Linked DNA regions of Homo sapiens: region 2 is linked to region 1. Evidence: chromatin loops called from intact Hi-C (ENCODE). Cell type or tissue: mucosa of descending colon. All regions are shown on one strand. Links, peaks and the distances in the headings refer to the core of each region. The heading gives the core; the rest is flanking DNA.

Region 1 (15,501 bases), core at 7,837-10,336:
GGGTGGCTGAATAGAGGGATAGATGGATGGGTGACCACAGGGATGGTGGATGGGTGGGTGGGTGGATGGATAGATGGATGGGTGGGTAAATAGAGGGATAGATGGATGGGTGGGTGAATAGAGTGATGGTGGTTGGGTGGGTGGGTGGATAAATGAATGGGTGGGTGAATAGAGGGATAAATGGATGGATGGGTGAATAGAGGGATGGTGGATGGAGGGGTGAGTGGATAGATAAATGGATGGGTGGGTGAATAGAGGGATAGACGGATTGGCGGATGAGTAGAGGGATGGTGGATGGGTAGGTGGGTGGATGGATAGATGGGTGGGCGAATAGAGAGATGGTGGATGGGTGCATGAATAGAGGGATTGTGGGTGGGTGGGTAGGTGGGTGGATCGATGGGTGTGGGGCAGATAGAGGGATAGTGGATGGGTTGGTGAGTGGTTGGATAGATGGATGGATGGGTGAATAGAGGGATAGTGGATGAGTGGGTGAGTGGATGGATGGATGGATGGGTGAATAGAGGGATGGTGGATGGGTGGGTGAGTGGATGGATGGATGGATGGGTGAATAGAGGGATGGTGGATGGGTGGGTGAGTGGATGGATGGATGGGTGAATAGAGGGATGGTGGATGTGGGGGTGGGTGGCTGGGTGGATGGATGGATGGATGGATGGGTGATGGTTGGAAAGAGAAAAGGTTGGTGACCATCTGCTGTTTGTAATTCCTTACGGAGCCAGTTTATGGAACTTGAGCACGTTTCACTGAATCACACCGCTAGGAGCTGGTCTTTTCCCTTAACCTCTTAGAGAAGCACGACTCAGGATTGTTAGTCACTTGGAGAGCATTTCACAGGTTCCCTTTTCGCTTTGGTCCCCAGAATCCCCCTCCCCTAATGGTACTGGTGAGAGGCGGGCTGTGGTCCCAGCAGGGAGCTGCCCACAAGCCTGTCCTCAGCTGTCACCTCAGAAGTTCATGGCCTCTGGGTCAGAACAGAGGTGTGGAAAAGCCACCTCTGCCAGCTCAGGGATTTTGGCACTGATGGACTCCCAGCAAGGGCCCTGAGGAGAAAGGCCATCAGACTCCTTCAATGCCTAATAAAATGCATTCATCCTGCCAAGACTTATTTGCCATTTAAAGCTCACACCTGCGCCTGCACGGTAAACTGTCAGGACTGCTTTTCCAGCAGAAAGCATGCTTGCATCTCCGCACCTGCACAGAGAAGGGAAAGGGTTTGTCTTTTCTTCCCATTTGAATATCTGACCTGTAGTTCAGCTGGACAAGCTAAACACTCAAGAAACGAAGTCCCTCCTGACCCGCGTCTGTGGGGCATCCCTCCCTTTGCAAACTGTCCCTGCTTGGTTTTCTAGACCGAATGCAACCCCAGTGCCCTCTGGGCTCCCCTGTTCTCCTCCCTTCTATCTTGGCACCAAACGTGATCTGCCCCTATCAACGGCAGGGCCACTGAGATGAAAACACAGGCAAACCTCTTCATGCCGCACCTTAACGCATGGCAAGGGGAGGAGAAACTTACTCCGACAGGCAGTGTCAACCAGGAGGCTTGGAAAGGGCCCTGCGCCCAGCACACAGCCCCCAGTGAAAGAGAACCGGTTCCAGGAACTCCGTTCCTGTAAACGGATTTCTTTTGATAAGTGCCCTGTCAATTAAAACCCAAACTGATTTTCTGTTCTTTCTCAACTGGTGTCTCCCTTCCAGAAAGTTCAGCAGTACACAGTCATCGTTCAGGCCACAGATATGGAAGGAAATCTCAACTATGGCCTCTCAAACACAGCCACAGCCATCATCACGGTGACAGATGTGAATGACAACCCGCCAGAATTTACCGCCAGCACGGTGAGTCCCTCGAAGCTGCCCAGTGACGCATGGCCCGTGCAGGGCAGGAATGCACTGGCGTGCGGCACAGCCTCCTCTCTCTCTGCGGCTCTGCCTGACGGGCACTTGGCAGATAGCGTGTAAGAAAGGCCCTGGGCAGCGGAGGCTGCTGTGTGGAGTGGCTCGATTCCTGATGTGCGCAGTAGGAGAGAGGCCGGGGCTCAGTCAGGGAGGGGACCGGCGGCGGAGGTCGGTTGCCACCTGGGAGGCATCTCTGTGATGTCTGGAGGAGTTGACTGGTACTGCCTGGGCTGATGTCACTGCCACTTTGGAAGGCCTGCGTGTGGGACCCGCTTGGGGAATGCCCAGATGGGGCCTTGGCATGGCGGGTCCATCCCTGTGTGTGGAACTTGGCTGACCCTCTGTGGCCTGCTGTCGGCAGAAAGGGGGTTGTGACTGGGCCCCATACCGGCTGCCTGGGGCCTGAGTGACCATTCACTGAATGTTGTTGAAAGTCCAGTGTGAGCCCCGAGCCCCTAGTTCACAGGGGACCAAACTCTCTCTGGTGGGAACACGGTGGAGACAGGGCTGTAAGGCATGCAGCCCCCACTTCCTCTGGATTCCAGCAGGGCAGCTGCACCACCAGGAGGGACCCTTCCCTTGAAATCTGCAGAGGCCACTGCGCCGACAGACATTTGATGACCCCACTTCCCTGCTGCCCAGCGATCTGGGGAGGTCCCGGCCTTGGCTGTCGCCCTGCTTACCAACCAGGACCCTTTGTGGTGATTCCCTGGGTCCATGGGGTGTGACACGGTGTCCCCAGGCTGTCATTTTGGGCCCCGTGTGGCAGTGCTGACATCATGGGCACGTGGCCCAGCCCCGGGAGCCCCTCTAGAAAGGTCGAAGGCACCAGGCTGGGACGTGCAGAGGGGAGAGTCAGCGAGGGCTCCCAGAGTGGCCGTGGCCCTGAGATGCCAGGATCTCAGGGTCTTCTCTGCTCCTACCACCATATCACCCCCTTCTCCCCCAGGCCTAGGCCCCCGCAGAGCTGTGTGTCAGTCATGATAGCAATGACAGTGGCACACCAGCTGCATCTGTGGAGGTGCCCCTCGGGCACCAGGGTGAGGCCAGGGTGCGGCCAGGGTACAGCCAGGGTGCAGAGCTAGCCTCTGATCCCAGCCAACCCCGACCAACCCAGTGACAGATGAGGACTCTGGGCTCCGGGAGGCTAAGAGGGAGAGGGGAAGGGATGGGGTCAGGAGGGAGACGCTCCTCCCGGTGGGTGGGCCGGCTTGCTGAGAAGGCAACTAAGGCCAGAGCCCCTCGCCACAGCGGCCGTCCCGCATCTGGGCCTCCTGCGTCCTGCATCCCAGGCCTGGGGCGCAGCTGCACCAGGCGGAGGTGGCTGTGAGCACACAACGCCATCTGGTGGGAAGATGGCAGATCACAGCGAAGGAAGCCAGCTCAGCCCCACTGCAGCAGGGCAGGGGGGCTCTAGGTGCTCCCCCAGGCTCCTGGCAGTGAGTCCAGGCAGCAAGCGGCCAGGGCAACCAGGAGCCCGAGGAGCATTTAACCGGGCGCAGCCCCAGGATGCAACAGCTCTCATACAATTGGCCAGGAAGGCGTTCAGATGGTTTGGAAAACACCTGCTTCTCTCTCTTGGCTTCAGTCTCTATTTGCTCTCTTCCGGCCAGTGAGCAATGGTCAGGAAAAGCTCAGGGCCAGGCTGCCGGGGAGTCTGGACATAGGGGAAGCAGCTGCTAACCCCAGGGCCCTGAAGAATAATAACGTCCAGGCCCAAGAGCGCAGCAGGGCTGCACCCACACAGCTGGCCGGACAGCCCCAGCTGTCCTTCCTCCCTGACTCCGAGAAAGAAAAGGAAGTGATGGCAGGGAGGGAGGGGAGAAGGTGACCCAAATTGTGTGGAGCAGGTGTCTCTGCCTTTCTCGGAGCCAGCATCCCTGTGAAGGAAGATGGAGAACCGGCAGGATGTCCCTGACCTGCACATGCTCTGAAAAACGGCCAGCCCAGGGAGTCACACTGAGCCCCCCACAGAATTCTGCATTTGACTCAAGGCAACTTAAAGCACATTGCAGGGGAGAATTCCTGCCTCTGTGTCCCCATGAACGAAAGGTGGGGATGGCCTGATTCTCTGAGACGTTGGGGGGCAGAAGATAAACAAGGGGCATTGTGGTCCTAAATCCCAAAATTCAGAGAATCCCATCATTCCATTGCAAGCCCTACCCCTCGTCTCTGGTCCCCATCCCGAGACTCTGGGAGGCAAGCCCTACCCCTCATCTCTGGTCCCCATCCCGAGACTCTGGGAGGCCAAGGCAGAGGCCCTTCTAGACCTAGTGGACCAGCCACAAGCACTGACCAGCATAAGCACTGACCAGCACTGATCAGCCACCAGCGCTGACCAGCCACCACCATTTACCAGCACTGACCAGAAATGACCAGCCACCAGCACTGACCAGCACTAACCAACACTGACCAGCCATGAGGACTGACTAGCCACCAGCACTGACCAGCCACCCCCACTGACCAGCACTAAGCAGCCCTTGGCACTGAGCTACCCTCGCCGCAACTGCTGACCGGCCACACCACCCTGGGGCTCCTCCTCCTGGGACTGGGGCAGAGGGTCCCCATGGCATTTATTAGAGAGAGGCGTCTCTGTGCTTTTCCAATGGCTAAGCACAGGCTACTGCAGCCTCGTGCGCCTCCCAGAGATGGGCCATTGTCCATCCTTGGTTCCAGGGGGCCTCAGGCAGGTCCCAGACCCCAGATCACGGGGCAGGGGAACGGCATCTCTTGAGGAGTACGCAGATATGTCTAGATGCTTCTCAGCCAGTGTCTGCGGCACCTCCCAGTCTAACACAGTCCGGGAGAGGATCTGCAGTCCACTGCTTTGGTCAGGCCGGCGGGGTGACATGCTAGTGGGTGGACAATGGACGGATGACCCTGGCAGGGAGGGTTCCCTCCACCCTGCGGTGGCTTTTCCAGGTGACTGGGTCGCATGGTCCTGGAGAAGGGGTGTCAGTAAATACTCGGGGTTAGGATGGCCCTTGGTGTGTCCTCCTAGAGATGGGTGACAGGCAGGAGCCCCGGGACACTGTCCATGCCTCACCGTGGGACGGAGCAGGCAGAGGGGCCAGCAGGATGGCGAAGGCCGGCCACACTGCCGCACATGCCGCCAGGCTATTTTTACCAAGCCTAATCAAGAACAATCAGCAGAAGCTACAGAGATGCAGGGGATTTGCATGATCCGATTCTGAGTCCTAAATGTTAATTAAAAGTTATTTTCCCTTCACTGGCTCTGAGCGCGGCTGCACTGCCCACGTGAGGCTGAGTGGGGACCCTCGGCCCTCAGCACTCCCTCCAGCAGGTGAGCATGGGGTCTGCTGCGCTAGAAGCTGGTGGCCACAGAGGACACAAGCTTCAGACCCTGCCCCAAAGCCTCCTATTAACACCGATGGGTCCTGCAGTGAAGTTCTCAGGGACAGGTCCAGACAGCACAGAGTGACCCTGGAGATCTGGCATCACAGGCCTTCCTCCAGGCCACCCCCACCCCATCCACACACATGCTCACGGAGGGGGGGTCCCCTGGAGTCAGGAAGCCCAGCCCTGGCCCCACCCTTGGTCCCTGCCTGCTGTGTAGCCAAGGCCGGAGAGCTGGACCTCTCTGAGCCGCAGGATTTTATCCCGGCTTTCCACCTAGAATTAATCCCACCTCAAGGTGTCGTCGGGAGCACTGCTGATCTATGTGAAAGTTTAAGACTTCAGCAATATAAATCTGCTCTAAAAATGCCATGGGTGGTGCCCAGACCCCCATCCCAGGGGCATGGAGCTGGGTGGCGAGCAGACAAGGTTCCAGCTTTAACAGACCTGGAGTCCTGTCCCGTCTCGGTCTTTCATAGGTGAGGGGCTTACAACAATGTCACCAAAACCTTCTCAGCCCAGTTTCCCCAGCTGTTAAAAGAAGAGGGAGGGCCGGGCGCAGTGGCCCAAGCCTGTAATCCCAGCACTTTGGGAGGCCAAGGTGGGTGGATCACGAGGTCCGGAGTTCAAGACCAGCCTGGCCAAGATGTGAAACCCCATCTCTACTAAAAATATATATTTTAAAAAAAAATTAGCCGGGTGTGGTGGTGCGCACCTGTAATCCCAGCTACTCAAGAGGCTGAGGCAGAGAACTGCTTGAACCTGGGAGGTGGAGGGTGCAGTGAATCGAGATTGCACCATTGCACACTAGCCTGTCTCAAAAAAAAAAAAGAAAAGAAGAGGGAGGTGGTATATCATTGTTGTAGTTTAAAATGCATACATGATAAGACATATTTTGTTTTTACTGTATGTCTTTTGTGAATGATCTATTCCCCGTCCCAAGCAAGCATGAATAAAATCAGGTTAATTTTTTTCTTTTTTGAGACAGAGTCTCGCTCTGTCGCCCAGGCTGGAGTGCAGTGGCGTGGTCTCGGCTCACTGCAACCTCCGCCTCCTGGGTTCACGCCATTCTCCTACCTCAGCCTCCCGAGTAGCTGGAACTACAGGCGCCTGCCACCACGCCCGGCTAATTTTTTGTATTCTTAGTAGTGATGGGGTTTCACTGTGTTAGCCAGGATGGTCTTGATCTCCTGACCTCGTGATCCGCCCACCTCGGCCTCCCAAACTGCTGGGATTACAGGTGTGAGCCACCGCACCCAGCCCAGGTTAAATATTTTTTGAATAAAGAGGGAAGGGAGTCGTGGTGGTTTCCCCACAGGGTCTCCGAGGACAGGATGAGTGGGTCCCCAGCGTTTAGGATGTGCCCAGCTCAGCCAGTGCCTGGTTATCACAGTTGATGTGGAAATACAGATTTTTCTCTCAAAGGGGTTAAAAATGGTTTTGCCAGAGGCAGGGTGTCAGCTGAACTTAGGAGCCCTGGGGTCTGTGGGTCTGTGGTCCCCATGTTTTTGAGGTCCTTCTGGAAGTTCCCTCCCCAAGCCGCCCGAGGATGCTGCCTGCGGTCCCTCCTCGGAAGTGACCCTCCTGGCCAGGAAGAAGGGCAGCCCCAGCTCTGCAGGGCAGACAGGCTACTGGCCAGCCTCAGCGGGGGGGACTGGCTGGGCTGACCCAGGGCAGCTCTCGCCCACAGATCCCCAGCCCCTCAAGCCTGGCTGCGTGCCCACTCTGGCCAAGCCCTGTGAGTCCCTGACTTCTGCAGAAGAAGGGAGAAATTACGATTCAGCGTGAGTTCCTGAGCACAGGAATTTGGCATCTTAAAATTAGAACGGACTCAGTGCCCTTAATTACGCTTGGGTGCACAGTGCAAGCCTCGGCCGCACAGTGCAAGCCTCGGCCATAAATCATTAATTGGAGCCAACTTTTCCGAGCACAGAGGTGGCAGCCGCAGGGACCAGGAGCTCCCACCCACCCGACATCACCTCCCGCCTCCTTGCTCCTCCTACCAGGGACGGCTTCCCAGAGACGGCTGCAGAGGGGGCGCTTCTGAGAGGCCAACTCTGGGTCCACCCTGGGGCAGGGACCAACAGGACACAGGCCCAGAGACGTGGGGGAATGGCGGACTGGAAAGGACAAGCCCAAGGCAGAGACACACAGAAACTTGAGGTCCCTCAGCCTGGGGGTCAAGACTTAGTCCTCCCAGCCGCGGTGCTTCCGCCAGTCTCTCAGGCCTCCTTGGACCCGCCTGTCCAAGCTGCATGGGAGAGATGGGGCCCAGGGGTTGGGGGTGGGCGCTGGGCCAGACTCCCCAGCTTCAAGCCTGGCTCCACAACTGACCAGCTGCTGACCTTGGGCAAGTTGCCTCCCTTTCCTCATCTGTTCCTGCCTGATGGGTGTGTGAGGACCGAATATTCCCGGATATCAGTCCCTTGGCAGCGTACCTGACTCAAAGAAAGACCAATGAGTAAAACAGCAACAATATGGCCATCGTGGCTGTTGTATGATTAATAATGCCGATTGATAGCAATTGTGTCCTTCACCCTGGCACAGATGAGCTGCTGACAGGAGCTGCCTGAAGTTGTGCTCCAATCCCGGGTAAGAAGATGGGTCAACCTCTCTGTCCTTTCTGGGAAGGGAGCAAGCCAATCTGGTCTATGGACCCAAAAGCCCAAAAAGGGGTTTCAGGTTAATTTTTAGCTAAATGACTGGTCCTTTCACTCAAGCGGGTATTGCAGTGAGCAGGAGCAGGAGCAGGAGGAGTAGGGGCAGGGGCAGGGGCAGGGGCAGGGGCAGGGCCTGCAACTTCCTTCTGGTCACAAGAGCCACAGATCCGACAATTCTGATTTGTGAACTCAGAACTCAGCAGAAATCGTCACTGTTTTACTGAATAGAACACAGAATTGCAAAAAGCAATAATGTTGTAATGTCCAAAGGAGCTGTGGTTTGTAGGTTTACGCTATCAATTTTCCAATGCAAGCAATCACAGAACAGAGAACTACAGCTGGCTGTGTCCCCAGGTGGCTCCCAGCCCCGTCGGGGGGCGCAGCAGACCACACCCCAGCCAGACAGGAGCCGTCAGGGCCGGCGCTCAGCTGTGCTAGTTACAGTGATGGATCCGCTGAGCTCCGGCTGGGCAAGAGCACCAGGCTTGGGCACTTCCCTCCAATTAGATGCCCTCGTCCACACCGGGCTCCGGCCGGGAGAAGCAGCACCCAACGCCGGGTGGCTGGGAACGTCAAGGCCTCATTAGGACCAGCCGGACGCTTCTGAGTAAGCGGCAGCTCAGTGAAAGCATCAATCCCACGCTGGCCCATGGGGTTGGGGTGACAAGGGCAGCAGCAGAGTCCCATTTCCGCTCATTCAGACCTGCTCCGTGGGAAGAGGCAAAAGGAGGTCCTGAGCCTTCCAGGAGACAAAGCTGGGCCTCAGTGGCACCACTGTCCGTCAGAGGTGGAAGTAAAGTTCGCAGTCGGCCGTGGCTCATCTTTATGAGATATTGACTCACCGCCACTAGTCTAGTTGCCAGGAAACAGGATGTGGGAGGGACAGACAAAAATTAAGTACAGCAGCAAATCACCAAGATGCAGTCCTGCGTGTCACACCTGAGGAGCAGCCTGGAGCCAGGGGCACCTTCTGGCTTCCAGCAACTGATGGAAATTCAAACCATGACGTGTTCAGTCCTTGGAGTTCCAGAATCGTGAAAGGCGGGTCCTCGGCAGGCGTGGAGGCATCGTGGATGGCCGTTTTCAGAGCAGGGCAGGCAGCACAAACGGATGAACGATGCAGAGGCAGAAAAGGTCAAGCCGGGGCCTCTGAAACCAGGACCCCCGGGGCCTCCATTCCAGGAGAAGCAGCCTCACTCTGCCCTTCACCAGCCACGGAGACCCGGGGTCTATGGGCAGTGCCCTAAATGCCAGCCATGCCCTGGGGCACGCGGTCACCACCCCGCAGAACCGCTCCCGTGCTCGTTGCAGGAGTGCAAGGGCAGATCCACAGAGGAGCGTGCGGGGCCCCACCTTCCCAGGGATTTGCAGGCAAATGAGCGGCCGTTGACACAGGGACAGGCACACCTTTTCTTGAATGGTCTGGAGAGTAAATGTTTGCGCTTTGGCTGCCGGAAGGTCTCCGTGGCAACTCCGAAACTCCGCCATTGTAGGACAAAAACAACCACAGACAAAACAGAAGCGAGTGGGTGTGGCCATGTCCCAATAAACTTTATTTACAAAAACAAAAAGATTCAGGCCACAGGCTTGTTGTCGAGCCCTGACTTCACCTATAGCAAAGAGGCTACATAGGTGTCGTTTTGGGAATATTTGAAGGAGGAAGATTCTAGCATTGCAGACGTCTAAGTATGAGGTCAGCGCCTCGTCACCACCTGTCTCAGAGAGCTGATTAAAAATCTCACACCACACACAGCAGAGGTGGCACAGGCCTGTAGCTCCAGCTACATGGGAGGCCGAGGCAGGAGGATCACTTGAGCCCAGGAGTTCGAGGCTGCAGTGAGGTGTGATCATGCCACTAAACTCCAGCCTGGGCAACAGAGCAAGACTGTCTCAAAAAAAAAAAAAAAAAAAAAAAAGACACACAGTATTAGCATTGAATTAAAAAACTAAATATCTTAGGAAACTTCGTGTGCCACGTGCCAGGCCTTGTTCATTATGTTTGCACATTCATTCATTCATTCATTATTTCACCCCGCACTGGGCACTCCCTATGCCAGGGTACAGGACAGCTACAGAGAAAACCAAAGCAGTCACAGCCCCTGCTCCTCAGAGGTTAATCTACATATTTAAAATCTGTAAGGCCAGGCATGGTGGCTCACGCCTGTAATCCCAGCACTTTGGGAGGCCGAGGCGGGCAGATCACCTGAGGTCAGGAGTTCAAGATCAGCCTGGCCAACATGGTGAAACCCCGTCTCTACAAAAATACAAAAATTAGCTGGGCATGATGGCGGGTGCTTGTAATCCCAGCTACTCACGAGGCTGAGGCAGAAGAATTGCTTGAACACAGGAAGTGGAGGTTGCAGTGAGCCAAGATCGAGCAATTGCACTCCAGCGTGGGCAGCAGAAGAGACTCCATAAAAAAAAAAAAAAAAAAAGTGTAAATGTACATATTTTATTTCTGTGGATTTTGGTTTTTCCCATTTTTCTACCATGAGCAATTGTTATTCATTCGCGGATGTATAATTCCCCATTCCAAACAAAAACCGTGAAGGTGACCTCTCAAGACAAGCAGGGTATGGGGCCGAGAGGCAGCCCCCAGGGGGCCAGTGCAGCCTCAGCGACCCTTCCCCACCGCTGGTGACCTCGGGCAGGTTGCCTCCTGGAGCCTCAGTTTCGTTACCTGCAAAATGGGAACAATAATATAATCCCCTCTGCCTCCTGCTCCCAAAATGCTGTCATTCTGTTTCCCTGGGGTTGTCACCAGCATGAGCCCAAGGTGCCCCTTCTCTGAGACAGGCCTGTCTCCTTGCGAGGGCCCGCAAGCTTCTCCTCTCTGCTGCTGCCCGCTGCCAGCTGTTTTGCGTTTCTGCTCTTGCAAATGTGGCTTCTCTTGGTGCTTTGGAGGCATCTGAGTGGCCGCCCCTGGGACTTCCCCCAAGCCGGCGTCCTGTGGGCTTGCCCCAGCGGGGGACAGCAGCCAGTCCTGAGAGTATGGGCTGCAGGGCCCGTAGCCCCACCCACACCGAGCTGGCGGGAGCCGTCATCGGGGCCTCCACCAGGGATTGGATGTTAGGGGCATGAGGATCAGCACGGCAGCAACTCACTGGAAGGGGCGCAGGCGTGCCAGGGGCTGCGGCTCTCTCGTGGGGCTCCCAGTCCTCTGGGTACCTGGAGTTCATGGTCATGGAGCATGGGGGTCACCAGGCAGCTGCTGGGAACTGGTGGGATGTGGGACAGGGTGTGCCCTGTGCTCTCCCTGGGGACTCTCCGGCAGCTTCTCCCTCTTCCGTCTCTCCCCTGGCCCCCTTCTTTCTTGATGAAACACCTGCCTGGGCTGGAGTCCTCACGCCCACCAGCCAGAAGTCAGCTTTGTCTGCACCGTGTCCCCCTGGTCTCTCGGCATCTCGGCAGGCACAGAAATCCACCCCTTAGCCCTGGTCATTACAGCAGCAGGTGGGCACCGACCCTGTACCAGGTGCTGCACCGAGTGCCCTGACTGTGCCAGCCCATCCGACCCCACAGCCTCCTGAAGAACGGGCTCCCTCCTCCCCGTGACACAGAGGGGACCACCCTGCTGTGGGGAACAGAACTTCCCTCCCACTGCCTCCCACGTGGCCGCTTGCCGTGTGGCAGATGCGGGACTTCTCCCTGAAGACAGGACCACCGTGGCCCCAGCATAGGTGCCTTGGAGGCCCCAGGGTCTTGCTGGACATTGTGTGGATGGGGCCTGGCCCTCTCGGCCCTGACCGCCCACTGACATCATAAGGGAACAGCTGGGTGGGTTTTTCCTGAAACACCGGCTGTGCTGCAGGGTTCCTGCCCAAATCCTCCTCTTGCGAATGGTGACCTTCCCCTGAGAAGCTCACAGTTTCTGCCTCAGAGCTGGGATTGTGCCGGAAGGCCCTCGTAGGAAGACAAAATCCTCCTACCTCTCGGGATGGGTGCACAGTTGAATTCTAGATTACAGTCTCGGCAACAAATTCCATTCCGATGCTCTTAAAATTTCTCCTTTCCCAAATACCTGCCTTTTCATCCCAAGGGGCCTGAGAGGCTTTCCTTGTGTCGGAAAATCTGAAAAAATTAAATTTAAAAGTCATTATGGCTGGGGGAAGGTTAATAAGAAAATTCTAAACCAGATTTATCAGCTAAGGCCTTCTTTGTGAACCTTTATTAAACTTGCATGATTTAGAATAGACTCTTTGTATAAACTTCACTCAGAAGTCTGCAAGGGAATGGACGCAGAGAGCGCCGCGCTCCCTCCTCAGAAGGACGGGAGTGAGTGGAGAAGCGTCAGACAGGCCCTCGCTAAAACAGCAGACAACACCAGGACCCACCTGGCCATGTAAGCAGAGACAGACGCTACAGAGGATGTGAGGGGCCACAAAATCCAAGGGGCCAGGAGCTTCAGGCACGGCCGCTCCACCAGGAGGGTGCCCTCCTGCCCCCACCACTAGGCACAGAGCCTTGCCCCTGCTGCCTGCAAGGGTGCTAGCCACACCTTCTGCCTCTGCTGGCTCCAAAGCTCAAGGAATCTCTGCAGTTTGCCAGGATCAGGCCCTCTCTGCCTCTCTTCTGAACCACAGACAGCCAGGTGCACCTGGCTGGCATGTCCCTAGGTCACTTACCTGGTTGTGGCTGTAGAGGAGGCCAGGAAAGTGGATATCTGGAAAATAAGGAAGGGAATTCAGAAGGTGCAGGGGAACCAGGAAGCCTCACTAATGACCACTATGCTGACCCTGGCAGCTTGAAAAAAAAGAGAGTGGCTCATCTCACAAGAGCTGAGAAGTCTTGGAAAATCTCTCCCTTCAGGCATGGCTGGATCTAGGCTCCACCAGCTCACCATGACGCTCCCCTGGACCATGCTTCCTCCAGCCGGCTTTGTTCTCAGGCTGCGAATGGCGGCTCCCAACCAACCCAACACCTTCAGATTCACGTGGTTACCATGCCCAGGCCAGACGCAGGGGCCGCCAGAACTGACCCCTAATTGGCTGACTTAGGTCATTAGCCTATTTCAAACCAGTTATTGAGGCGGGGGCCTCAGGGGTGGAGAACAAGGATCTGAAGCATTTTCAGTGAAGGACCAGATAGTATTTTCATCTATGGTCAGGCTGTCTCTGTTACTGCGACTCAATGCCACTGTTGGGGCAGGAAAGCAGCCACGGGTGATATGTAAATGAATGGGGTGTGGCTGGGTGTCAATAAAACTTTATTTATAAAAACAGGCCTCGGGCCAACACCACACTAGACCAAGCTGACCAGAGCCCTTCATCCCACCAAGCCCTTAAGGAAACTTGGGGTGACATGGCCGCAGGACCGGAGCGGCATGGTCCTGCTCAACCCTCCCACAGAGGCCTGAAGGCCAGAAGCTACAGAGGGCTGCCAAGTGGCTCCCGGGGGAGGCCAGCAGGTTTTCACTCAAGGAAGGAGAAGCGCCCTAAGATTCAGGCAGGCTGCTTTGGGGGCAAGGCAGTGTCCCCAGCGGAGGGAGTGGCCCTGAGCCAGGTGTCAGAGCCCAGCAGTGTGTGCTACGGGGCCCTGGCAGGCTGCTTTGGGGCAAGACGGTGTCCCCAGCAGAGGGAATGGCCCGGGGCCAGGTGTCAGAGCCCAGCAGTGTGTGCTGTGGGCCCTGGCAGGCTGCTTTGGGGCAAGACGGTGTCCCCAGCAGAGGGAATGGCCCGGGGTCAGGTGTCAGAGACCAGTGGTGTGTGCTGTGGGGCCTGGCCAGAGCAGCGTCTGTGTGTTCATGGCATCTCTGGAGAGGGCTCAGGGTCCTGGCACCCAGGACATTTTGCAACTCAGATCTCCGGGGTCAGGGGAGCTCACTGGCCTTGAGTCCTCCACCAGCCACTGCAGGGGTCACCTGCCTGCCTCACTGACGATGGGGCAGGCCACCCTCCTCCCTGCTCCAGGTCTGCAAAGCTCCCCCAACCCTGAGGCCCTCCCACCACCACCTCTGCCTGGAGATGGTCCAAGCAGGGAGTGTATAATGTGACCCAGCTACCACCTCCCCTGAGGACACCAGGGGGACTATCACCTCCACCTCACAGCTCTGTCCCACCCCCAGGCCCCCCCGGGCACCAGGTCAGCTCCTAGACTCACAGCAACACGGACCTGGCTGAGGAGGGCTGCCCCTCCCGCCCATTCCCCGGCCCTTCTGGAACTTGTTCACAGGCCTCAGCGAAGCTTCCTTGAATGTCCCCCTGCAGTGGTCCTCTGCCCGGGGCCTGGCCGCCCAGGATCCCGTGTGGCCACAGCCTCAGCAAGGGCTGTCCTCTCACACCCAAGGACTGCAGGGCTGAGATCAGGCAGGCAGCTCCCTGTACCTCACTCTCAGGCATGTTCTCACCCCCAGAACATATGGATCTCCAACCATGGCCTGAGTCGCCCCTGCTATCCCCCAGTAGGCACCATCCCCCATGCCATGATGCCTTGCAGTGCAGGGCCCAGTGTGTCCCACGGCGGCGCCAGCTCCTTGTCCTGCTGGGGGACGATCTGACTCCTGGGCGGCTCAAAACGTGTGATGAAGGGAAGACAGAGTGAGTCCCGAAGCTCCCTCCTCTAGGGCCAGGTCAGCGTCTCCAGGCCTCCCCGGGTACCCAGCTGCAGGTTCCGGGCTCTGGCCACCTGGCTCAGGAACAGAGACAGCTGGGAGATTCCGTCCCACACTAGACATCGGGAGTGGTGGGGGCGGTAGCTGTCCACTCTGGAGTTTAGCAAAGACGGTTCCTCCCAATCCTCAGATGAGATCTGTGGCTGAGCGTGGCCATCGTGTGAGGAAGGGCTCCTGCTCCACAGACAGGGCTGAGATCCCACTTTGGATAAATCCACAATTTTTCTTCCTAACAAGCTGATTGTATCGGGATGTGAATGCTTGGACCTAAACGTGACAGGCAGGGCCCTTCCTACCAGACCCAGAGCTGGGCCGGGCTGCGGGGTTTTCAGCCCAGCTTAGAGCCCCAGGTCGAGGAGGCTGATTAAAGGACTTTCTCTGAGCTTTTGAAATACAGAGAAAGGACGCAGTGTTTGTCTGGGATTAAATTGGAATATTTTTCCATCCTTGACAAGGCAGCCCGTTGGTGTGGGCTCTGAATTCTTCTGTCGCGTCGCCGTCCTTTTTAGGAATGCTGACTCGGCTCCTGCCTGGGAAAGGGGACCAGCGTATTTCATTTTTGTGCATTTATATGAAGGCTATCACTCATTCCTTCATTCATTGATTGGGCCAGCAGGGACAGTCGCCATCTGTATTTCCCCGGACCCTGTTCACCTGATGTCTTTGTCCACTGGTCTAATGGGGCCTCCACGCTCATGACAGATGCACGGAAGGGGCGCGGGTGGGTCGGGTGAATCTGCGCCATCTCACAGCCTCCTCTCACACCGGCTCTGAGATTCTGGGCCCAGAACCGCTGCCTCGGGGCCTCTGTGTGCTTCTCTGTCCTTGCAGGACCTGCCTGTGGCAGACGCGGTCTGCTGGCCGCCCGACGCCCGTTTCCCACCCCTTCTCCGTTTCCCACCTCACAAGGCTCCCTTCTTTGGGCTTGTGGTGGCCGTGGGACATCGCCCTGTCCAACGGGAG
Region 2 (15,501 bases), core at 6,098-8,597, 160 kb before region 1:
GTCTTTCAGTTAGCAACATGTCCTTAATGCTCCTCCATGTCTGGGGGCCTGATAGCTCATTGGATATCCATTTTTGAAGCTAAGGGAAATGGAACTTGTGCATTTACCCCATTAAGTTTTCTCAAGCACTTCCTGGGTGCCAAAGTCACCTGGTTGGAAGGTGCCAGAGACCCCGGTGAGGAAGGCAGGCCCAGCGCCTGCCAGCCCCAGGCCCACAGACTGGCAGGAGGTGGCCGGCAGTTTCAGGCCCTGCCTGTGCTTGGAGCCAGGGTGAAGCCAGCCAGGGCAACCTGAGCAGCCATCAGTGGAGACACTCGACTGCATCCCTGTGACTGCAGGAGGGACAGGAGCAGATGAGCCTTCCAGAAACGCCAGATCTACTTGCTCTGTGAGGCAGAGATTGGTGCTGGGGGCAGGGCCTGGCTGGGGAGACCACTGGGCCATGCAGGCAGCGGGCTGAGCTGGGCGGCGGGGTCTGGGATGGATTGGGTGTCCAGTTGGGGTATCCAGGGGCTCCGGCTCCCACGTGGAAGGTAGCACCCCTTCCTGTGGCAGCTCCAGGGGAAGGAGCAGCTGAGGGGGTCTCAGGCAGCAAGGGTGTGCTGTGTGGGCAGACCCCAGAGACCTCACCCTGGGGTCTGGAGTTCAGGAGAAGGATCTGCACCGGGAGATGTCCTGGGGCCCATCACGGCAGGGTCCTCTCATCTGCAGAGCATGAGGGCGTCCGAGTCCCCCCCTCAGCCCTCAGCCCTGCCCTTGGCTCTGCTCAGGCCAAACAGTCGTGCCGCTTGTGGTGTGTCCCATTCTGAGGGTCTCCTGAGGGATTTTGGCCTCGTGACATTCTCCTCACCCCTCGGCCCCCCGGCGGCCCCTCACACGTGCCCAGTCAGGTTCTGTGTTCCCGCAGCACCCTTCCTGACCGCCACCCTCCTAGATGGTTCTGAGCACAGCCCTGCAGCCCTGCATGAGATCCCTGCCACCCCACAGGGGTATGCTCAGTCAGGATGATCTCTTTGGAAAGTGCACGCCGTCCCATCACTCACTGGGCAGGGCCCATAGGGTGCACCTGGAGCCTGGGCAGGTCCCCCCCAGGTGGGGTGAAGCAGAGGCTTCAGGGCAGCCTCAGCTCCTCCACATCCTGCTGCTCAGCAGATTCCTGAGGCAGCTGCATGTTTGTAGAATCGGAAAAGCGCCGTTTCCAGCGGGACGCCTCCTGCCAAGCCCAGAACTGCGCAGGTGGGTTGGGATGGGCAGGCCCCGTGCAGACGCTGCCACATCATCTGGGAAATGCTCCCTTGGTTTGGAGACGTGAGTGAGTGGCTCGTGGGGTAGAAGGTTCTCAAACTGTTGCAGGTGTCCTGGCACCACGGGGGTGCGGCTGTTCCTCCACCCGACTGTCACCCCCACGAGGACTCGGGGGCTGCACAGCCTGGCGGGGATGCCTCTACTGGAGGGTGTGTCCCCTGGGATGAGCAACATCAGAACCCAGGTTGCCCCACCTGCACGGTCCCCCTACCCACCCACTCCCCTTAGGAGATTCTCCTTCATCAAGAACCTGAGCCAGCGCCACCACCTTCAGAAACCTTGGACTCAGACTCTGTCCTCTCTCTCCCTCCTTCTCAGCCTCCTCTCCCCTCTGGGAGCTCCTGCTGCAGTGACGGTGACTCACTGCTGGGCTGGTTCACTCCAAAGTGGCTCGAGTGCATTACTCAGGTCTTTGCAATAACCCAAGATTTTTCTGTGTACAAAATATGCATATGCGTTTGCCTCCCAGCAGCATCTTTCATGGGAGACAGTGGCTTCCTAGCAAGTCCTGGTGAAGTGATGGACATGAACACTGTGATATTCCAAACCAACACTCAGTCTCTGCACTGCCTCAGGGAAAAGGAGCTTTTGGAGTTCAAGTCCCAGCTCTCCAACCTACAAGTGTGGAGGTGACCGCGTGCCTTGGAATCAAATCCAGAAATCGTACTGGGGCTCCCGGAGCCCACAGGCACTGCCCCATCCCTCCCTGCCTCCTCCTCGCTCCCTTCCTGCCCCCCAGTCTCCTCCCATCCTCAGATACACTAAGCATGCCTCAGGACCCAGGGCCTTGCACTGTCTGTTCCCTCTGCGGGGAATGCTCTTCCCTCAGGCACCAACACAGCCTTCCACCTCTCTTCATTCAGGTTGGCCTATTGGAGAGGGGATGCCTCCCTCCAGTGGCTCCATAACACTACCCCTACCTAGCCAGGCACGTCCAGCTGCCAGCTCATCACGCATGGTCCCCCACTAGACAGCTTCCCGGGGGAGGACCTCGGTGTGCACCGCTCGTCCCCCACGCCTGTGAGAGTGCTCATAGGCGATTCTTGAATGGATAAGTGGGAGAAAGGAAGAGGCTGGAGGTTGGAGATGAGCCCCCCACCCCATGTCCCTGTGTTGCCCGAGGCTTTGATGTCTCAGGTAGTCTTGTTCCATTTCGGGCATCTCAAAGCAGAAGCTGAATGTGGCCTCCGCCCTGTGCCACATGTGCTGGGAGCCCCTTCAGCACCGGCTAGAGTGACCAGCTGGGGGCCTAATTCTCCCCCTCTAGACCCCAGCTCCCACCTCTGAAAACGGGGGTGCTCTGGGCTGTGTGGGGGCAGCAGGTGTGAGATGACGCATGGACAGATGGACAGGAAAGCAGTGGCCCAGGGCGAGGTGGGGAGGTCAGGGGAGGGTGGGAAAGAAGAAGGGCAGTCTCCTGGGACGCTAGGTGCTCAGTTGCTACCGCTGCTGATGTCGTTTAGGAGGGTCTTTGGTTGTTTCAAGGGAATTCTCTATGTTCCACACAGAGCAAGTTCCGGGCAGTGGCAGCCATTTACATGCCCAGGGGTCTGCAGTTGTGGTCCACGCCCACCAGGTTGGATCCCAGCTTCTCCCATCACCCTCATCCCACTCACAGCCGCCGCTCCCAGTGGTTCTGTACCTCCAGGCCTTCACACGTGCTGTTCCCGCATCAAAGCACTCTTGCTCCGACTTTCTGGGTCTGCTCCCCCGGTCACAGAGGCCTCGGGATGCATGCTTCCTCCCCCACAGACCCTCTGCTCCCTCATCTCCCCTGCTGTCCCTGTCACAGTGACTTTGTTCGTGGGCCGGCTGCCTCATGGTCTTCCCACCACACTACATGCCATGTGGGCTGACTGCCCAGCACCCAGGACGGTACGTAGGGAGGAAATGGGTACACGATGGATGGATGAATGGAAGGAAGGAAGGAAGGACACAGAGAAAGAGAGAAAGAAAGGAAAGAAGAAAGAAAGAATGAAAGAAAGAAAGAAAAAGAAAAGAAAAGAAAGAGCAAGCTGGCAACCTCTGCTGGTTGAACCTGAGGGTTTGAAACTCACCCTCTCCTCAGCACGGTCCCAGCTACAAGCTCACCTCTGGCTCATTTGATCTTTCTCAATTCACCTAACAAGAAAAACAATAAAAAGGTGTGTTTTGTAACTGCAGCACCATTCTCCTGCATGCCCGTCTTGGGGAGACACAGCCTGCTGCGCCCGTAAATGTCAGCAGGCTCCTGCCGCAGAGGAAGCGGAGCGCATGTCACTCAGGGCTGGTTCCCAGCGCAGGCTGTCTCCTGGCCCCTTTCACAGAGAAGCAATTAGACAGATGGGGGTAAAGGGTTAACCCGGAAGCCTCCTAATGAGGGGAGCTGCCGGCTCCTCTGTGGGTGCGCGATGCCGAGTCTCCACAGAGGCTTTGGATCCGCATCACTGCACCCGTCACTGCCGTGCACGCGTGAGACTGGGGGCTGGGGGGAGATGTGAAGTCACACACTAAGAAAATTATTTCCTTCATCTTGGAAAAACAAAAGAAGCCGGGCTCTGCTGTTTAGCTGAGGGTCTAATTATGACTGCTACATGTAATCCTCGGAGTTCAGAACTGGCCCAAGCCTGGGCAGGGCCCACTGCACACTTCCCAGGCTCGGAACGGGGAGTTGTTGTATGTGAGGTTTGCACCAGCTGCAAGCTTTGTGAATACACACAATTCAAAGAAAAGCACCGTGGCAGTGCGCTTGTGACATGCTTTGCATTGGGGCATCTACTACACGGGATCTGGAGGTGCCCAGAGCCCCAGACGGGGAGGGACGGCCTTGGTTGTGACTCTGGGCCCCGCATGGTGCAGGGATTCAATAAGGGTGTGGGAAACTGTTTGAATAGTGAGAATTCATCCTAAAAGGTAGTTTTCCTTCAGCAGGTTGAGTTTCCCTATCACCCAAACAAGGGGCTGGAGTAGATCATTTCCAAGGCCCCTCCCAGCCTGGCATGCTGCAGGCTTGGGGCCGTGGGGAGCTCTGGAGACTGAGCTCAGCCTCAGCAGTTTCTCCCTGTACCGCCAGTTTTCTCCGTCCCCACCCAGCACGTGGACACAGCGCACACAAAGCGCGCACAGTCACACGAATCAACCTGGGCAGATATTCAAGAACCTATGAATCTCCCTCCTGAGTCCCCAGGGCTGAGGCCCAGCGCAGACGATAGCCCCCGCTCCCGAGAATCTCCCTGCGCTGGGTGGGCCTCGGGCAGGCGCCTGGTGATGGCTGTTGCTCTGCGGCCCCTCCCTGTGGCCCCTCCCGGCAAGCACCATCGTCTTCCCCAGGGACAGGAAAAACGACAGAGGGGCCAGAAAGAGAGAGGGGTCGTGGAGGAGGGACCCTGCCCTGGGCTGATCTGGAGATCTCTGTGGGGAGAGGAAGCTGTGGCCGGCACTCGGGACCCACTCCAGGGAGATGTGTGAGACTCAGGATGCGGTTGGGGCCCCGTGGGCACAGAGCTCAGGAGGACTCCCCCGTCTCCCCAGCAGCTGGAATTAGGGACCCCAGAAGCTGCTTTTTTAAAACTGAAGTAAAATTCACATAACGTAAATGTCCCCATTTTCAGGCATACAATTCAGTGGCATTGAGCACATTCAAAATGCTGGGCCACCGTCACCCCAAGGGAAACCTGGTCCCCATTAGTGCTCACTCCCCCACCCTCCTCTGTTTCTTATACCCCCCTGGTGGGCAGAACCTGTGGCAGGTACAGGAAGGTGCCTGCAGGGACCACAGCCCAGCCCAATGCAGACCCCCAAGGGGTTCCCCAGGGACTCGGGGACCAAGCACAGGAAACCTGGGGGGCCACAGGGACCCTGAGGTTCTGCCTCCCGGCCAGCGCCTTCGGGGCCACTGCGGGGACTGAGGCCACATCTGCCCCCTCCGCTGGACCCCGTGCTCCCTGATGATGGTGCCCAGGGTTGGGGCCTCCCCACGGCCTCCGTGGCTAACGGGTCTTTGCTGCAGGAATGGAGGAATCGACTTCCCTGACATTCCTCTCTTCTTTCTTCTTTCTTTTCTCCTTTTCCTGGCTCTTGAATTTCTCTGTCCCCAGCAGACGTGTCTGAGAGCATGTGCATGCAGCGGGGGCCACAGCCTTCTGCCTCGGGGGCTGTGATCCTCTTTGCAGCCAAATATTGAGGATGTGCTTCTGAAGCCACCGCAACAGCCTTCTAACTCAGCTCCCGAGTTGTTTGCAAGGCTAGGAAAGGCCGTAGCTCTCTTAACATTGGGCCCTAAAGGGGGTGTCTGGGTGTGGCTTCCACTCAGGACACCCCCTCAGTCCCAGAGGATGCGGGACCTCCTGGGAGCTCAGGGTGCCCCCCACTCCTGTGCAGATCTCTGAGCCTTCTTGCAGTCACCAGGTCAGCAGCCTCCATGCAACATCTCCTGGGCCAGTCCCCACCCCGAAGGTGTAGGTTATCTCGCTGGCCGAGGGTCTTCCTGACACCATGCTGTGTTCATTCTTGTCACCTCAGCTGCCCCTGTTCCGGTCACACCAGCTCTCAGGTCCTGGAATTCCTCCCTTCCTCTGCCCCAGGACCTTTGCAAGTGCCATCAGCACTACCAGGAATGTGCTCCCCACCCGAGCCTTCTCTGGAACCTCATTCCCCAGATGTCCACGGAAGGGTCCTGTTATCAAGGAAGCCCTCCCCACCTGTCCACCCAGCCTGGGTCAGGCTCTCACAGAACCTGTGTCTTCCTTGTAGAGTGCCGCACGTCTGATGTGATGACTTGGTTAATGTCTGTCCTGCCCCACACTCTCAGCTCCACTGGCAGTCTCTGTGTCTGGTGTCTGCTGACTGGTGGTATCAGTGATATGTCATGCGAATGGATGAAGGGGAGAGGGAGGGAGGAAGGAAGGAGAGGGAGGGAGGGAGGAAGGAAGGAAGGAGAGAGAGAGAGAGGGAGAGAGAGGGAGAGAGGAGCAAGCTGCCCTTCTTCAGCTGTGCATATCCAGAGGCGCATTCACGACAGGCGGGGTCCCTTCTTAGGGGAGCAGAATTGGCATGAGTCCTGGGAGATGGAGCCATCATGAGGTCACCCGGGGCGGGGGCCACAGAAACTCCATCCACAACACAACCAAGACTGGGGTGACAGAGGGAGACTAAGGCCCACATTCACACTGCCGAAGACGTGGGTGACAGGCGGGGGCCAGCCGCATCCCAGCCCGGAAAGGGGAAGGGGAGACCGGACCACCCTCAGCCTGTGCTTTGCTCTACAGCTGCCAGGAGAAGGTCGAGGTGCAGGGGCTCGCCCTGGGACGAGTCCCAGGCTGTTGGATTCTCTGGTGTGCAGCCCTTCCTGGGAAGGTTTGCCTCAGCATTCGTTGCTCCTCGTGTTGCTTGGATGGCTTTGCAGATCCTGCTGGATGCTGGCCCTGGGGGCTGAGCCCTGCCTGGCATTTGGTCATATTTCAGAGTGGGCAACAGAGGGTGGTCCCTGGAGGATGAAAGATGGAGCAGCTTCTGTTCTCTGGTGTCTTCTCAGAAGAAAACATGGGCTTTAAAATTAAATCCATCTTGTCCAGAACAGGAGGCCAGCGGTATGGGGCCAGGTTGCCCAGAACCTCAGAATCTGTTGACCCCACACCTTGGGGTGAGGAGAGGGAGCTGACCCCCAGCAGAACAAGAGATGGATCCCCACAGGCTCAGAATCCCAAGAGCCAGCTGGCCGCAAACACCCTGCACGGCTCCCCATCCCACCCCAGGGACCCCCGGCCTGACTAGGGCCCTTGTGTGACCCCACTGCAGCCTGGAGGGCTTGGCCATCCATGCTGTCATCACCTGGCCACTGACCACCCTGGCCTCAGCCTGTGCGGTTCCCGGCAGACCCCGGTGTTCAGTAAGTGTTTGTGGGATGGACGACCTTGACCTTGTGTGACCTTGGCTGGGTGCCTTGCTCCCTGGTGCCATGTCCATGCCACTGAAGGATGCCACAGGGCATACTGGCCAGAGCATAAGGACAGCAGCCGACATCCACCCAGTGCCTGCCCTATGCCAGGTACTGAGCAAAGGGATCAACATGCTACCTTTGTCCCCCTCCCCGAGTCCCTGCCATCACTCCCATTTCACAGAAACAAAGACTGTGCTCAGAGAGGGACCACCGTTCCTCAAGGTCACAGAGACAGGAGGCTGTGGTTGGTGTTTGCACCCCAAGACCAGGGTAGGTGTGCGCAGGGCTGCTGGTGCACACCCGCCTTGCTGGGCACATGCATACCTGCCCCACAGCGCATGCAGCGGGTGCTGGGACCCTGAGGTTCCATGCCTGTGGCTCTGGTGTGAGGACAGCAGGTGTTCCCCTCCCCACCCTCTGGGGCCCACCTCCTTGGGGCAGGCGGTGCCGGGCCTGACCCCAGGGCCCAATCCTCTGTGCCACCTCCAGCACTGGCTTTGGGGTCTGCAGCAACCACCGCCAGGGGGACAGAGGCAAGGGAGGCTCCGACTACATGTTTAAACAGTTAGATTTAATTTCTCTCTGGACCCTTCTGTCTCTTGTCAAGTTTGTTTAAAACTAATGGAAGTAATTAGCAAACCATGGAGAGATGCGTGCGGCAGGTAGCGGCTGTGGGTACCAGGCACCAGGCAGTCCCGTGTCGGCCGAGGATGGAACAGGTACCCTCCTCCCCAGGAGGATTTCCCTCTGTGGCACCTGCATTTCCTCACAGGTGTTTTCTCCCCCGAGAAACAACTCTTTTGTCCCCCACAGTACTTTCTGGGGCTGCAGTGTCCCTAGGGCCCAAGGCAGCAGGCTGGTCTGCGGCTTCCCTGCAGAACCCCTGCATTCTGAGGCAGAGGTGGGGGCCAACACCCCAGCAGGACCTGAGGGGCCATAGCCTTGGGGATTCCTCGGAGGCACGGCCTGGGGTCCAGTTCACACATCAGCTGCAGAAGGTTCCCTCAGGATGTGCAAGTCAGAAGCTCCCCACACCACACCACCGCCCCCATCCTCCACCAGGCTTGGCATCCTCCCAGCCTCGGGAAGAACCAACCCTGCTGGACGAGGGTGACAGATCCCTGAAGTCGGGCAGCAAACCCCGCTCCTCCTCTCACCACCTTCACGGCAATCCCGCTCCTCCTCTCACCACCTTGACGAAGGCGTGAAACGTCCCTGAGGCTCAGCTTCCTATCTGCGAGATGGGCCAGTTCTACTCGCCAGCGCTGCCTTCCCGTGCCTGGCAGTGCACCCGCCGCGTGGAGGCTGCAGGGGCTGGGACAGGACGTGTGATCTGCATTGGGGTCGCAGAGGCGGCTTTTCAGGGCATTGTAGGTGTTTGCTGGTACATCGAGGGAAAAGTTTTCTGGGAATCCATTGGATGTTAATTCTCTCCTGAAGACTAATAGAGAAATTGGGAGATCAAAAACAAATACATAAGAAAACTAAACTTCCAGCCGGGGTGGTGCCACTGGTCACTCGCCTTCACGCCTGGGCGGCTGCTGGCGCAGTCTCCTCTGGGGGCTGTTTCCCATGGGGAGGGAGTTGCGGGGGGTCCCGTGAAGATTCTGGGCTGAGCACAAAGCAGGACAGAAGCCCCCTTTCTGCCCTCAGCCTGATGGGAGCCCCGGACCAGCCTGGGGAGGCTTTGCCCCTACTTCACCCTGACCAGGTGCCTGATGCTGTCCGGTCCCAGGACAGCAGCCCTGACCTCAGCACACTCACCAGTCCTGGGGCGGGAGACACGGGAGGACATGGGAATCCCAGGTACGAAGCCAGGGAATGAAACAAAAACAGGTGATGTGAGGGGAGGGGTAGGGCAGGTTACAGGTTTCCATGGGAGCCAACATCCCAGCCAGGCCTGAGCACTGGGCCAGAGCCAGCTCTGCCAGAAACCACCAGTTACAACCTCTGTGTCCAGTCTGCAGAGTCCAGAGTGCGGGTCCTGGATGGGGCTGAGGCACCAGATTCCTGCCTAGAGGAGGGTGAGTGACAGCGGGCTTGGAGCCCAGGCCCAGTTCAGAAGGTAAAACTGGAAGGACTGCCCACTGCTGGCCAGAGCCAAGGTTCAGGCAGACAGCAGGCCGCTCCCGGCCGCTGCAGAGGCGAGGGCAGCACAGGACTCCAAGCGCCCACAGAAAGTTCTATAAGCAGTTGGGGGCCTCTCCAGCCGACGCCTCAGGCTCAGCCTCCAGCCACATTCGTAGAGAGGCAAAGCAGAATCCAAATAAGTCAGTGCCAGGCAACACCGTCAGGAGCGTCCTCTCTGTACACGGAGACCCTCAGTGCATGCCGACACCCACACATACATGGGCACTTTTCTGTTGTCCTCCTGGAATGCATTTAACCTTGCAGAGACAGGCGAAGACTCCAAAAATTAAAAAGGAAGCAAAAGGAAGGAAGCAGGTTGAAGAGGAAACAAAGGTGAAAAGTAGAATGGAACGTGCTGAGGTTAGTAAATGTCTCAGCATTGTTAGAAAAGCCAGCTACGGTACTGCCTCTGAGCTTCCCAGTAGCCTAAGTAAAGAGGGAAACCATTTTTAGGCAATTCACAAGGAAAGACAAATAGGATATGGGGAGGAGTCCCCATCCCAAGACCTCAGACATGTCTCCCTTGAGGCTGCCCTGCACACTCACTTGCCGTTTCTATAGCATGGCAAAGTGTTAGTAACATTCTGGGTTGTGTTCATAGGTACCCACATTTCACAGAGTTTCCAAACAGATTGTTCATACATTCAGTGCTAATGTTCTGTGAATGCCCCTGGCGTCTCAGAAGACTTGCCTTATTGCTCTTTCCTTATGAAAGAGGCCACAGCCTGGTGGGGCACAGGAGCAGGTATTGAAGGTTCTGAAGCTCCTTTCTTCTCCTGGAAAGCAGGTCCCCCCAACAACTGGGGTCTCTGAATGACCCCCCCATCTTCCAGGCCTCTCTCCAGGAGGGTGTGGGCCAGCACCATTTGCGTAACCGTATCGTGACCTTTGTCCCTTGGGCTGCTTCCTTCTCTACCAGTGACAACTCCTGTTTTCCTCCTGATTCTCCACGGCTGAGGACTCAGAATCACAAATGCTAGTGGGCTGAGTGTTCAGACACAGAGGTCGTGTTTGGAGCGGAACACCCAAGTTATGGTTAGACTGAAACAGGATGTTGGGACTGCATCTTGTCACAAAGCCCTGGAGCTTTCTCGTGATTGGACGGGGCCTGTTAGACACAGACGGAAAAGGCATAAAGATCTAGGAAGTTGCCGGGCACAGGGGCTCACGCCTGTAATCCCAACATTTTGGGAGGCCAAGGCGGGTGGATCACCTGAGGTCAGGAGTTCGAGACCAGCCTGGCCAACGTGGTGAAACCCTGTCTACTAAACATACAAGACTCAGCTGGGCATGGTGGTGCACGCCTGTAGTCCCAGCTACTTGGGAGGCTGAGGCAGAAGAATTACTTGAACCTGGGAGGCGGAGGTTGCAATGAGCCAAGACGGCACCACGGCACTCCAGCCTGGGCAGCAGAGCAAGACTCCATCTCAAAAAACAACAACAACAACAAAATCTAGAAAGCCAGTGTGCAGGGGCCCTGGTGCGGTCCCCCGGGCATCACTTCCCCAAGCCACCCACGGAGCTGCCTTTGAGGGCGCTGTCATCAGTTTCATCCAGGGTCTCTCCGGCAGGGAACGCCTTTCACCTGCAAAGTCCTTGGTTCATATGGCTGACGCCACCGCTGTTTCCTGCCTGGTCATTCAGACGTTGGTGGCCCATTCGTTCTCAAAGCAGCTTCAATGCTTGCCTAAGATGTCACCAAAGCTGTGTGCCTGTACTTTTTTTTTTTTGAGACCGAGTCTCGCTCTGTTGCGCAGGCTGGAGTGCCATGGCGTGATCTCGGCTCACTGCAAGCTCCTCCTCCCAGGTTCACGCCATTCTTCTGCCTCAGCCTCCCGAGTAGCTGGGACTACAGGCACCCGCCACCACGCCCGGCTAACTTTTTGTATTTTTAGTAGAGACGGGGTTTCACCGTGTTAGCCAGGATGGTCTCGATCCCCTGACCTCGTGATCCACCCTCCTCGGCCTCCCAAAGTGCTGTTGGGATTACAGGCATGAGCCACCACGCCCAGCCTCCCAAAGTGCTGAGATGACAGGCAGGAGCCACCGCGCCCAGCCGCCTGTACTTTTTTTTAACTACAACACTGTGTTTAATCCTGAAGACAACACAAACCCTCCTGCTGCTGTCCAATTGCATTAGTTTTATTAGGAATTTGCTTTTAGGGAACAAAGGGGCTTGTTTGTGTGTTTGTGCTCATCTCTCAGCAATCACAGCACTGTCATTTTTATCTTTGTCAGTGACAATCAGATGTCAGAAATGATTGATCCACTAAGTTGTTGCTGATTTTAATTTGTTTACCATTGGGCAAACAGTACTATAAAAGCAGTTTGGAATTTTCCTGTCACTTCAAAAAAAAAAAATGTAATGATTCCGTCCTTAGAAGGGGAACAGATCCGGGGAGCCACAGCAGACCCTTGCCTGGGTTGATCCTGTCCATCAGAGGAGCCACCGGGGGGCTCTGGAGTCTGGAAGTTTCATTGCTCTGTTGAACCAGACAGGGTGGAAATGCCTGGTGTCATCACATTTAAAAACATTTTCACATGAAAATGTTTCACATGAAACCCACAAGTAGGAGGTGCCATTGGCTGGGAAGATATCTAAAGTGAACTATTGAGAAGAGGGAACAGACACGTTATTTATTCTTTCAAGGCAGGCAACAGTAAAAGGTGAATGCGAGGGGAAAACACTTTATCTAATGTAACAGTGAGTCGCTTTTTTTGGTTTCTCGAATAAATAGTAATTAAATCATGTAAGCTGTGACAGCAAAATTGCTTGAAAAACCAATCCTCCCACCATAATTGCTTAGATACCCACATTTTTATAAATAGGAGTTAACTTTATCCGTGGCTTTTATGAGCAGAATGTGACACGGGCTGTGGGTGCGTCGTAATTTACCACGGCTGTAGGTGACAGTTGCAAAAGCACACGTCTAAAAAATGCACTAATGTGTCCGGATGAATCTGCGCCTCTGGAGGTGTCTTTTTCTGCAGCAGAATTAGAGATGGCCATGATGCTGGAGCCGTGAAGGGAGGTTGGCATCCTGGTGCCTACTGGTTAATGTTTTGGAAGCGAAGCAATGCTCAGCACCCAGCGGTATCAATAGACTGTCTGACTTCAACTCTGTTTCCAGTTCACCAAGAAAGCACTTGGTGGGGCCAGGGTCTGCCCTGGCCACACCTGCCTAGCCCACCCCAAGGCCATTTGCAGGCATCAGGTCTGGCTTAATAATAAAAAGGACCAGAAACACAGCAGAGCCGAGTTCTGCTGCCAGAATCCACCTGCCATGGGGGAATGGTCCCCAGATGCCAGCTCTCTCTTGCTCCTTCCTTGTACTTAGCCTTCTTGGAGTGGAAAAACAGGTCCATTAGTGGCTTCACAGTCTCTGCTGGCAGGAAGAAGATTTGCATAGGCAAGAGTGGGGGGAACTGAGGGAATATTTTTGAGGTGGAGAATACCCACTGTGCCGCTCACAGACTCCGGCTGAATTCGGAGATAACAGCGGCAAGGGAGAGATGCGTTTGCAGAAGGGAGTGCAGCTGTGTTGTAAATAGAATGGAAGCTCAGTGTTGCTTTTCTTCCCCCCCTTTTTTAAAGGCCTCTGGCTAATTCTCTAGGGGGTTGAGATAAAACACACCACCTTCTCGGGAGGTGGAGAAATCAGTGCAAACCTCATGCCCCTCATGCCCACTGGGGGCCTGTAGGGCGTCCTGCGTGGTTGCTGCCATTGTTACCGCCCTTCTGCTGGCCAAGCCGACCCTGACTCTCTCCCCCTCCTCTTGCAGTCAAGTTCAGCAGCTGTGTGGGGACCAAGGGGACACAATATGAGACCAACAGCATGGACTTCAAAGTTGGGGCAGATGGGACAGTCTTCGCCACCCGGGAGCTGCAGGTCCCCTCCGAGCAGGTGGCGTTCACGGTGACTGCATGGGACAGCCAGACAGCAGAGAAATGGGACGCCGTGGTGCGGTTGCTGGTGGCCCAGACCTCGTCCCCGCACTCTGGACACAAGGTAAGGTGTGACCGCCCGGGTCTGCGCTGGAGTTTAGATGACCTAGTTCCTCCTGCAGGCCCTGGGCAGAGCCTCTGCCAGGGCTCCCACAGGACAGACAGTCACCTCCTCCTCGGGCTGTGCCACTCAGGCCATTGCCAACCAAGCACCCCTGCCCTCTGCACTGACCTGAGGCAGGGCCGTCATTGCGGGAAGGCCCCCTGGGCAGGCACACAGGCCCCACACTCAGGTTCAGACACTATGCCACGGTCTTGTCGCTCTTCATATGTTTTTGAACAAGGGGCCCCAAATTTTCATTTCAAACTGGGCACTGCAAATTCTGGAATCTCTCCTACCTCCCGAAGTTTGTAGTCCACCAGGCCCAGGGCGTTCTGAAGCCTGGAGGGATGAGAAGCAAGCGGAGACTGTGTGGTTGGAAAGGAGCCAACCAGAGAGTGGGGAGGCGATGGAGAGAATAACAGAGAGGAAGGCAGGTGCAGGGAGACAGCAAAGGAGAGGGAGAAGAGAATGAGAGAGGGATGGGGAGAAAGAGAGAAGAGAGGTGGAGAGAGACAGGAAAGGAGAGGGAGGGAGAGGAAGAGAGGGAGAGAGAGAAGGAGGGAGAGAGATGGAAAGAGGTGGAGGGAGAGAGAGAAGGAAAGGGAGGGAGAGGAAGAGAGGGAGAGAGAGAAGGAGGGAGAGAGATGGAGAGAGGTGGAGGGAGAGAGAGAAGGAAAGGGAGGGGAGAGGAAGAGAGGGAGAGAGAGAAGGAGGGAGAGAGATGGAGAGAGGTGGAGGGAGAGAGAGAAGGAAAGGGAGGGAGAGAGAGAGACAGACAGACAGCTTCACACAGACATAAAACATCTGCTGTTCAGGATCCCAGCTGCCCTCCGACTCTGCCTCCTTCTAACCCGGCTGCCTGGCTCACCCGGGTGACAGGGAGGGGCGCCTTCACCATGCCCTGTCCTGAGGCTCCCTTTCATCCTGGCATATTCCAGCAATCCAGCACCAGGCTCCTGAACAACCTGCGTTCATCCCCAGTTCTAGCTGTTAGGTTCCCCGTGCCTGACGGGGAAGTGGCCAGGTCCCCTTCGCCTTGAGTGTCCTGGCGTTGGTTGCAGCCACTGCGCCAGCCTTCAGGTGTGGAGGCTGCTGAAGAAGCTGCAACCAGGCGGCCTGTGGGAGAGCACTAAGGAAGGCCAGCCTGCAGGTCCAGCTGTTGCAGCTGCCTGCCTGAGGGGCCCCAGTGGTGGAAAGAATGTGTGCCAACCCCTCCAGATCCCCCCAGTTAACATGAGGCCTCTATGGGGTCGTTTGAGATACGGTGAGCAAAGGAAATCACCACGCAAGGCGGCGGCCACTAGCAATCATGGGCACTCCCTCGGAAAAGGGCCCTCGGGAAGTAAAGCGTTAAGCAGAGGCAAGCAGATTCCTTTCCGTGGGTTTCCCAGAACCTCATGACTCATGTGCTGTGTAAGCCTCTGAGTGAGACCAGTCTGCAAGTTTCCCCAAACTGTCTGACCAAGGAACCCTTCTCCATGGAAAGCTTGCAAGACAGGTGTGCCAAGGAACCCACTTTGGGAAGGGAGGGACCTGTGTCTTCTTCTGACTTGTTTCTCAGATGGAAGCGGAGATGGAAGCGGAGGTGGTTTAGGTTAGAAAAGAGAAAGTGTGACTCAGATGGACAGTCTTCACTGCATGATGAGCTGACCCCACGGGGGAAGGAGGTCTTGAGAGTCCTCCTGAGTGTGTTAAACCAAGCAGCAGAGCACGCCTCTAACGGCAGTGGCCCCCAAATCATGAGCCCCACCTGTGAGTCCTGACGAGTCTAGGACGGTGTATGTCATTTTCCTTCTTCCCTGAGTGATTATTACAAGCCACGCCCTGGTGAGCAAGGCAGGCCCTTGGACAGCCTGGGGACCCTGTCCCATGGGGGTCCCTTCCCTCCCTGAGCTGTGCCGGGACACTGACAGGCAGGGACTTTCATCCCCATCATGCCTGTGACTTCCAAGCTGTCCCCAAGTCCCCGATTGTGAGCCGAGAGCAGAGCCCCTGAGAGCCTTCCAAGGCCTCCGATAAAGGCTCTAATTGAAAATATAATGACACCTTTTCTTGGGCATGTTAATGAAGCGATTTCAGATTTAATCCCCTGATCCTCTG

Evidence for each region. Peaks named below come from ENCODE experiments on the same cell type or tissue, not always from the same donor. Only the 100,000 strongest peaks of a DNase experiment are listed, where the experiment ranks them.
Region 2: a loop joins it to region 1, with 6 times the contacts of the local background. A loop is called at or near these places in 3 of 110 quality-filtered maps.

Annotation. Positions count from the first base shown.
Region 1 is chr20:61,893,197-61,908,697 of GRCh38, forward strand. It overlaps CDH4 (cadherin 4), which reads left to right. Exons shown (of 16, transcript NM_001794.5): 8 at 1,714-1,851. Among named protein-coding and RNA genes, the nearest start is that of MIR1257, 53 kb to the right of the region's middle. RefSeq lists an enhancer at 7,886-8,779. In mucosa of descending colon, for the core only: no CTCF peak of the experiment used is centred there; a DNase peak (open chromatin) is centred at 9,265.
Region 2 is chr20:61,730,428-61,745,928 of GRCh38, forward strand. CDH4 (cadherin 4) reads left to right here. Exons shown (of 16, transcript NM_001794.5): 3 at 13,136-13,362. It overlaps CDH4-AS1 (CDH4 antisense RNA 1), which reads right to left. Exons shown (of 2, transcript NR_199021.1): 2 at 7,773-8,663. Among named protein-coding and RNA genes, the nearest start is that of CDH4-AS1, 17 kb to the right of the region's middle. In mucosa of descending colon, for the core only: no CTCF peak of the experiment used is centred there; no DNase peak of the experiment used is centred there.